2 separate regions of the Homo sapiens genome follow, and region 2 is linked to region 1. A link is an interaction called in ENCODE POLR2A ChIA-PET data of the cell type or tissue named here. Cell type or tissue: PC-9. All regions are shown on one strand.

Region 1 (4,000 bases):
TTTGCACTTGTTCCTTCTGCCTAGAATGCTCTTCCCCATGCAGCTTACTCCTTTATTGGACTCAAGTCTCTGCCTGAAGATCACTTCCTCAAAAAGCAGCATACCCTGACTACCTTATCTAAAATAGCCTGTGTTGCTTTATCACATTTTATTTCTCTCCACAGCACTTATCACCATTCAACTTTATGGTATACATTTTATATTTATTCGTTTGTCTTTTTACTAAAATATAACTTCTATTAGGGTTAGGACTTAGTCTTTTGCTTACTGTAATATCCCTACTACCTAGAGTACATTTGTTGAATAAATGAAAAGTGTGAACAAATACCAGAACAAAAAGGCAATCATTATCCTTGGACCCCCAGTAGCTGTATAACAGACTAGACCAGTAGCCCTGGCTGGTTCATCTAGCAAGCCCAAATACATCTTTCAAGTCTTAGCTCCAGGGTACCCTCCTTCAGGATGCTTCTCTTGCCCCATCCTAGGAAGAGACTAGTACTCTTTCCTGCCTAGGGTCGAAGTGAAAGGAATAAACTGGAACACGACAAAAGTCCAAGCAGACAGGCTAATTCATACAACTTGAGAGTTCATGGTTATCCTTAAAGGGTATATGGGACCAAGAGACAAAGTTAGTAAAGCATTATTTAAAAATTAGATGGTGTTTATAGGCCTTAGACTTGGAAATTTCTCATTTATTTTTCATTGATTACATGGATTATCTCATTTAGTCCTCCCAAGGACCCTATGAAATAGGTATTAATACCAGTGTTTGGATCTTATAGATGGAAAACCTGATGCTTAGGGCAGTTAGATAATCACCCAACAACTTACAAATAGTAAGCAGCAGAGCCAGGATTTCAATACCTATCTTCTGACTCCAGAGCCTGCCTAAGCATTAGGCATACTACCCTCTTTGTGCTACAAATCAATCAAAAAGCAATTACTGCAAGCCTAATGTGAATATGCATGCATGTTGAAAAGGAGTAGAAAATAGCCTTAAGTTGGTAGGATAGGGCTCAGTTTTATCACTCTGCTATCTTAGGAGCTAAGAAAGGGGCATTCTCTTTTTCCATATATCTTCTCCCATACTTTCCTGTCTTTCACCCTGCCCCACCCCACACCCCCATCCACATTTATACAGAAACAGAGCCTGGTATACCACTTACCGTAACAAGAAAGACTCAAGACCATCTTCCTTTTGGTTTCAAAAGGTCTCTAGTTCAGAACTATTCACAACACTCAATTCTTGCCTCTCCTAGAGGAAAAATCAATAATGTAGACGATGACCTTGTGAAATTTATAATTCATAATTTTTCTAGAGCTGGCCTAGAAAACTGGTCCCATTTCCTCTCCATTCTAGTGAGCATCCTTCAACCATAGCTTACCTCTTCCCATCTTTGCTTACACTGTTTCTCCTGCAGGAAGTACCTGCCACTGGTAGCCATCAGTTCCGACCAGCTCTAGACAAAATGTCAAGAATCTTTCTATTACTAACTGTAACTTCATAACAAAGCCCTAAGCCTCGTTTTTCGTTTGTTTTTTCTCCTTCTGCTAATTGTTTTTGTTTGTATTATCTCAACTCCTAAGATCAAAGACCCATTCGTCTACCACTACAAACCCCAAAGTGCATGTGATAAGTGTATATAATATAAAGTTATCTGTAATTCCATTTTCCAAAAAGAAATGGTTATAGGAAGATTAAACAAACCAGATTTTTCTGCAGATAGATTCAACTGCAACATAACTAATTTCTGCACTGAAGATGAAGCGAAAAATCCATTCAAGGTCCTTTTTTTCCTCGATATATATGAAAGATTATATTGCTTTGAAAAGTGCCTTGCAGTGTTTACTATCTCTAGGAACTACCGTACTAAGGTTCTCTTCTTTCAACTTTTCATTGACCATCTTTCAGTCCTCCGTCCGCCGTCAGCGGAGACCAGACCATGCTCAGTGTCCAGGAACAGGGGCTGCTCCCACTCGACTGTGGCCGTGGGTCTTGGGTCCCACCGCGCACCCATCCCACCCCTGGGCCCCGCAGGCCGCGCTTACCCTGGCAGCCGCCGGCGCCGCCCCTAGGCCTGGGGACAGCACTTCCGGTTACTCTCCGGACACTCGAATCTGGGCTTCCTGGCGGCCGCAGACTCTGCGATAGTAGATCTAAGGGCCAGGCTTCGGGAAGGAAAGAAAAGCGAACCCGGCACGGACAAGACCTAGGAGCAACTCCCTTCGTGCGCCTAGACTAGAGGAGTTGGGGCCAGGCCGCCCACAGAGCGCTTTAACAGAGCGCTTCAAGGGCCCACAAGGCCGGCTACGCAAACCCTTTCAAGCTGGCTGGGAAGAGGCCGGCGCAGCCCCACCCCCGCAAGTCACATGATCACCCCTCTCCGGCCACTAGGGCGTTCCAACCCCGGCCCCTGGGCCAATAGGAGCCGAGTCTTCGGAAAGGGGCGGGGCCCGGGGCGCCTGCGCTCTGGGAGCCCTCGGCGTTTTGGTGGGAGGGGGTCTTGCTGGCGCAGTGGAAGGCCGGCTGCGGGGGGAGGCGATCGCTGCCACCCTGTCTAAGAAGAAACGGCACCAACAGCGTTGCAGTTTATGTTACAGTTTCCCCAAGGCTGTTAACCGAGGACTCAAACCAGGAGTAGAGTCACAAAGATTAGATGCCACTGACCCTGAGAGAAACACCAGGAAAGATCTGGGAGAGATAGAGGATTCTGAAGCACAGTGGCAGCGCTGTCATCCACGAAGATGTGGCCAGCGAGATGGAAGAAATGCTTTTAAAAGTGGTGGACTTGTGTGGGTGGAGAAAACAGCAGCGAGAGAAAGTACTGTGGGAGGTTCCCCAGTCCTTGCTGATTATGTTTCTGATTTGGAATCAGCTAAGAGTAAATCACCTAGTGGTGGGGCTGGAACAGAACTCAGTTCTTTAGGTTGAACACTGGGTATTCTCCCAGCTCAATTGTTAAATTAAAAAAAACAAACCAACAAAAAACAGTTTTTAAATGTCCTCAGCTATCAAAGGGAAAAGATGAGTAGTAGGAATATGGAAAACTAAACCCTGGGCAGCCTGGCCAAGGACTTGGATTGTGAGCCAGTTGCTGAGGTTTAGTAATTGGGGAGCGCAGTCTCTGAGACACGTATTCAGTATTAACTAATCATGTTCCTACTAGTGGAATTCTTCCGCAGAGGGTCTACAGCTTATTCTACTTTCATGTTTATTTTTAATGAAACTTTCAAGGTCAAAATATTCCACTCAGGGTTGTCTTAATATTTTGAATAATAACATTTTGAGTGTGTAGCATGTATCAAACACTGTTCTAATAACTTTACACTATTGTCTCATTCAGTTGTAACAAAAATCGTGTGAGATATGTATTCTTTTAGGAGGAAACTGGTGCACAGAGAGATTAAGTAGCTTGCCCAGGATCACATATTACTGATGAAGCTGTAATGTGAACAGTCTGATGCCAGATTCTGTGCTTGCAGTCACTATACTTATGGCTACCTCAATAGTGGTGAGTGTATTGTGTAAAATTATTGGAATAAAAATTAAGCAAGTTGGATTCTGATCTCTGCACTGCATATAACAAGGTCTGAATATGTGTAGAATTGAACTGTTCAACCTTTTCTTTCAGGATACATTGGCCCAAAGTACTCTTTATTAATTGTTTTATTCAGTTAAACATTTATTGAGCACCTCCAATTAACAGGACACCATAGGCCGGGCACGGTGGCTCACGCCTGTAATGCCAGCACTTTGGAAGGCTGAGGCGGGTGGATCACCTGAGGTCGCGAGTTTGAGACCAGCCTGACCAACATGGTGAAACCCTGTCTCTACTAAAAATACAAAATTAGCCAGGCGTGGTGGCGCATGCCTGTAATCCCAGCTACTTGGGAGGCTGAGACAGGAGAATCGCTTGAACCTGGGAGGTGAAGGTTGCAGTGAGCCAAGGGCACTCCAGCCCGGGCAACAAAAGTGAAACTCCATGTCAAAAAGAAACAA
Region 2 (4,000 bases), 84 kb after region 1:
ACAATTCACCCAAACAAGGAGGAAAAGATGAACATCTCAAGTACCTATGAGCATTTTTACATGCAGACCCCTTACTGACATTGGCCAAGACAGATGACAAGAGATCATCAAGGAGAGAGTTCATTAGAAGAAGATACTGCTAACATTAGAGAAACATAGCATCAATCACCCATAGCATGGATGCTGTTGAGCTTCCACCTGAAAAACAAACAACAACAACAACAAACCTGGCGGGTAGAAATAGGAACAGGTTTAGCATACATCCCTTCCTCCTTTTCCTGGGATCTGCATTGGGCCCCGTAAGCTTGGCATGAACCTAAGTGAATAAGACACCAAAGGACTGAAGTTTACCACTACCTTCAGAATTAGGACTCAGAGCCAGGAATTTCTTTAGACTACACAACCAGTCTATGCATATGGGAGGTTTTGGACTGTAGTTCACACTGGCTGCGCTTCCTTATGGAAACAGTGACTACAAGATGGAGGATATTAATGAAAGATAGCACACATCCATACTAAATGTCATAACAGCAAAAACCATAAGATAGTTACTGACAATGAGTCATGCAATTCCGAGGGAAAAACTAGTATGCTACATTCCTCCATGCTACATTCTTTCAAATAAGAATGAAAGAATCAAGAATGGGCCTTGAAGAATGAAGATGAGGAGAAATAATGGGTGTGTGGACCGCGCATTGGAGTGGGAATTCCTAGGTAAGGAAAGGTATATGGTCTGTTCAATTAAGGGACTCTAAAATACTTGTTAAAAAAAAAAAAAAAGGAAGTAGTGCTTTCCAGTAACAAAGTCTACTGCAAATCTGAAGGTGGAAATTTAAACAACTTTGAGCCTGTTACGGTGGAATTTTGTCCTGCCCCACCCGTTACCAAATTCATGTCGAAACCCTAAATCCCAATAGGCGTTCTTATAAGAAAAGATGGAAATATGTGTAGAGAGAGAGAGACCATGCAAGAATACAGCAAGAAGGTAAGTGACCATCTGCGAGCCAAGGAGAGAGGCCTCAGGAGAAACCAAAGCTAACAACTCTTCTAGCATCCAGAACTGAGAAAATTTTCTGTTGGTTAAGCCACTCAGTCTGTGATATTTATTATGGCAGCCCTAGCAAACTAGTACAGAGCGGAAGAGTTACAGTATCAAAATAAAATATTTAGGAAAATGCATTTATAAGAATCCGGAAGTTTGAGAGTATAGGAACTGGACCAGATAGGACAGTTTGTCCTGTCAGCTCCTGAGGTCAGGGATGGCTCAATTTCTTCTGAATCCTCAAAGCCTTCGGGTAGGACAGTACCTGAAATGGAATGTGTCCTCGAGAATTATGTGGTGGGTCTGGGCACCGCACTTCGAGAACTAATGATTTAAGGTGTTTGTAGGGATGTGAGGGATAAAGGGCCAAGGATGCCTTGGAAATCTAGAACATAAATGTCGGGTACATGGCAAGTGGTGAATTAAAGTTTGTTGAATGGACCAACGAATCTAAAATTCTATAGCTATTTGCTTAACAAATGAGTGTGGTGGTGTGGAGAGGAAAAGGGGAGATTACATGATCTAGAGGGAGAAAGAGGGCAGCACGCTTTTTGGAAAACAAAATCTGCTTTCAAGATCTGGTTTTACCCCTTATCAGCTGTGGATTTAGTTCTGCTGAGCCTCAGTTTCATCAGTAAGATGGGGATAATGATGTATAGATTTATGGCAAATAAATAAATAAATAAATAAATAGGACTAAATGAAATTATGGGAATAAAGTATTTAATAGAGTATTTGCAACATAGAGGTGAAGAAAACATGAAGACTCATCATAAAATCAGTTGGTGATATTTTGAGGGGACTATCTCAGGTGACATAAGTGGAAATGCAAATTTAAATTAAGAGAGGTAAGTGTAAACTGCAGGCATGTTTGGGAGCTTTTCATTCATTCAACTAGCATTTAGTGAAAGCCCGCTATTCCAACTAAGGAGACTGTGGACAGTAATTATTGCCTTATATCTCTGAGGGGACGAAGATCCAGATCAATAGAGAATGAGGTCAGGCATAATTGTTCAGTACACTATGGCTTCCGATTGTGAGGTTCTTCCGATGGGCTAAAAAGGAGCCTACGCGTGCCTATTGGAAATAATCTTGGAGAACTAGCGACCCTGGGCGAAGAAAACTGAAGTCCCAAAATAGCCCACCTGGGGAAAGAAATTAGGAAATTCCTGTGGAAGCTGGCGCGGCATTATACTTCGTCGCCCTCTTAGCGCAGCGGGCAGCGCGTCAGTCTCATAATCTGAAGGTCCTGAGTTCGAGCCTCAGAGAGGGCAGCTTTTGCAAGGAAAGCTTACCTTCCTGGTACTTGTTATAGCTGTAATCCACACTCCCTTTACAGCTAGGGTATAATTCCTTCTTTTCTAAAATATCAAGCATGTGGAATTGTGTCCGGCCCAGAGCTTTCCCACAGTAGCTGTCTAGGGGTGCGCTTTCGACACGCGCTCCCGGCTCCGCGCAGTGGCTGTTTCTGGATGAGTCTGGAGACTCCGCCTGCAGTCCTGTGCTGGCTCCACCTTGGCAGGGGTGGAGCTCAGGAATGTTGAGTGGTCCCGAAAATCCAGGTGGAACACAAGACTTCTAGTCCGGAAAAAAACCCCACATGCCTCAAATAGCCAATAGCGTGGTGGGGGGCTGGGGTTAGCGGAATTTGTAACCCGCTCACTTGGGAGGCAGCGGCCTGCAGGATCCACGTCTGCATTCTCCAGCTTTGTTCCTTTCTTCCCTCTGGGTGGGCTACCTTCGCTTCCCAGTTGATCACCTCAGAGCTGTACGCCTGGGTGTAGATGTCGAATACATTGATCTTATTTTTATCTGTTTTTATTTTTATGGTACACAGACGACAGGGAATCATTGGGCATCTTTGAAGTATAATAAATCGGATCTATTTTTCCCCAAATGGTTCCCATGGCAGGGGCTGGCGATACCTTGACCGACATCCAACAGACTGTATGTAGTCGATGAGGGAAAACCAAGGAGCGACGAGGGACAGGAACTCCGAGCAGGTGCTCAAAGAAAATCTGTGCTGTGCTGGGCTGGGGTGGTCACTTTCTTCTCAGAGATGCAGAGTGCTACACGGCGAGTGGGAGGGTGGGCTCCCACTCCCTGTTACAGGAGCCGAGGGAAGTTAATTTTATGACAAGAAGACCTCTCGGCTTCTTGTAACTGGGGATTCAACCTCGGAAAAAAGGAAAGCCGATGACGCGAACCTAGAGAAGCTAAAAAGAGAAGCTAGAAGCAGGAACGAGAGACTTTTGGGGAACAGATCCGGGCTTGGAGAGGAAATCGCAAAGCGTCAGTCAGCCGAAGGAAGGTTCTGATACCCAGCGGAATTTATAGAAAATAAATTCAGAAACAGAGAAAGAAGGAGAGTGGTGGGCAGTCTGTCCTTAACGAGGAGTTATATCCGCCTGTCAGGGATCCCATCGTCCCTGGTCCTGAATCTTATTGGCGTTTAATCTGTAACGCCAGTCCTGAACGACAGTCTCAGAAATCCTTCAAACTCATGTGCCACACACAGAAACCGAGATACTTTTTTCTCTTTTGTTATAGAGGCTCCTTGAGAGAGAAATGAATATACAAAAATGTCTCAGCAGAAAGTACTGAAAAGCAATCTGTGGGGAAAAGAAAGAGAGATCAGACTGTTACTGTGTCTATGTCGGAAGAAGTAGACAAAGAGACTCCATTTTGTTCTGTACTAAGAAAAATTCTTTTGCCTTGAGATGCTGTTAATCTGTAACCCTACCCCCAACCCTGTGCTCGCAGAAACATGTGCTGTGTCGACTCAAGGTTTAATGGATTTAGGGATATGCAGGATGTGTTTGTTAAACAAATGCTTGAAGGCAGCATGCTTGTTAAAACTCATCACCACTCCCTAATCTCAAGTACCCAGGGACACAAAACACTGTGGAAGGCCGCAGGGACCTCTGCCTAGGAAAGCCAGGTATTGTCCAAGATTTC

What was found. ChIA-PET counts read pairs that join two places held together with the same protein. Peaks named below come from ENCODE experiments on the same cell type or tissue, not always from the same donor. Only the 100,000 strongest peaks of a DNase experiment are listed, where the experiment ranks them.
Region 2: POLR2A ChIA-PET joins it to region 1 with 7 read pairs; 2 of 35 experiments call an interaction of 5 or more read pairs at or near these places.

The regions. Positions count from the first base shown.
Region 1 is chr6:26,657,392-26,661,391 of GRCh38, forward strand. It overlaps ZNF322 (zinc finger protein 322), which reads right to left and starts at 2,355. Exons shown (of 4, transcript NM_024639.5): 1 at 2,050-2,355; 2 at 1,167-1,255. RefSeq lists enhancers at 1,785-2,285, 2,006-2,055, 2,066-2,255, 2,286-2,786, 2,486-2,545 and 1 more. In PC-9, CTCF peaks have their summits at 2,899 and 3,098; a DNase peak (open chromatin) is centred at 2,380; H3K4me3 peaks cover 2,520 bases; H3K27ac peaks cover 493 bases.
Region 2 is chr6:26,741,020-26,745,019 of GRCh38, forward strand. It overlaps TRM-CAT4-2 (tRNA-Met (anticodon CAT) 4-2), which reads left to right and starts at 2,244; the gene lies at 2,244-2,316. In PC-9, no CTCF peak of the experiment used is centred here; a DNase peak (open chromatin) is centred at 2,472; H3K4me3 peaks cover 1,760 bases.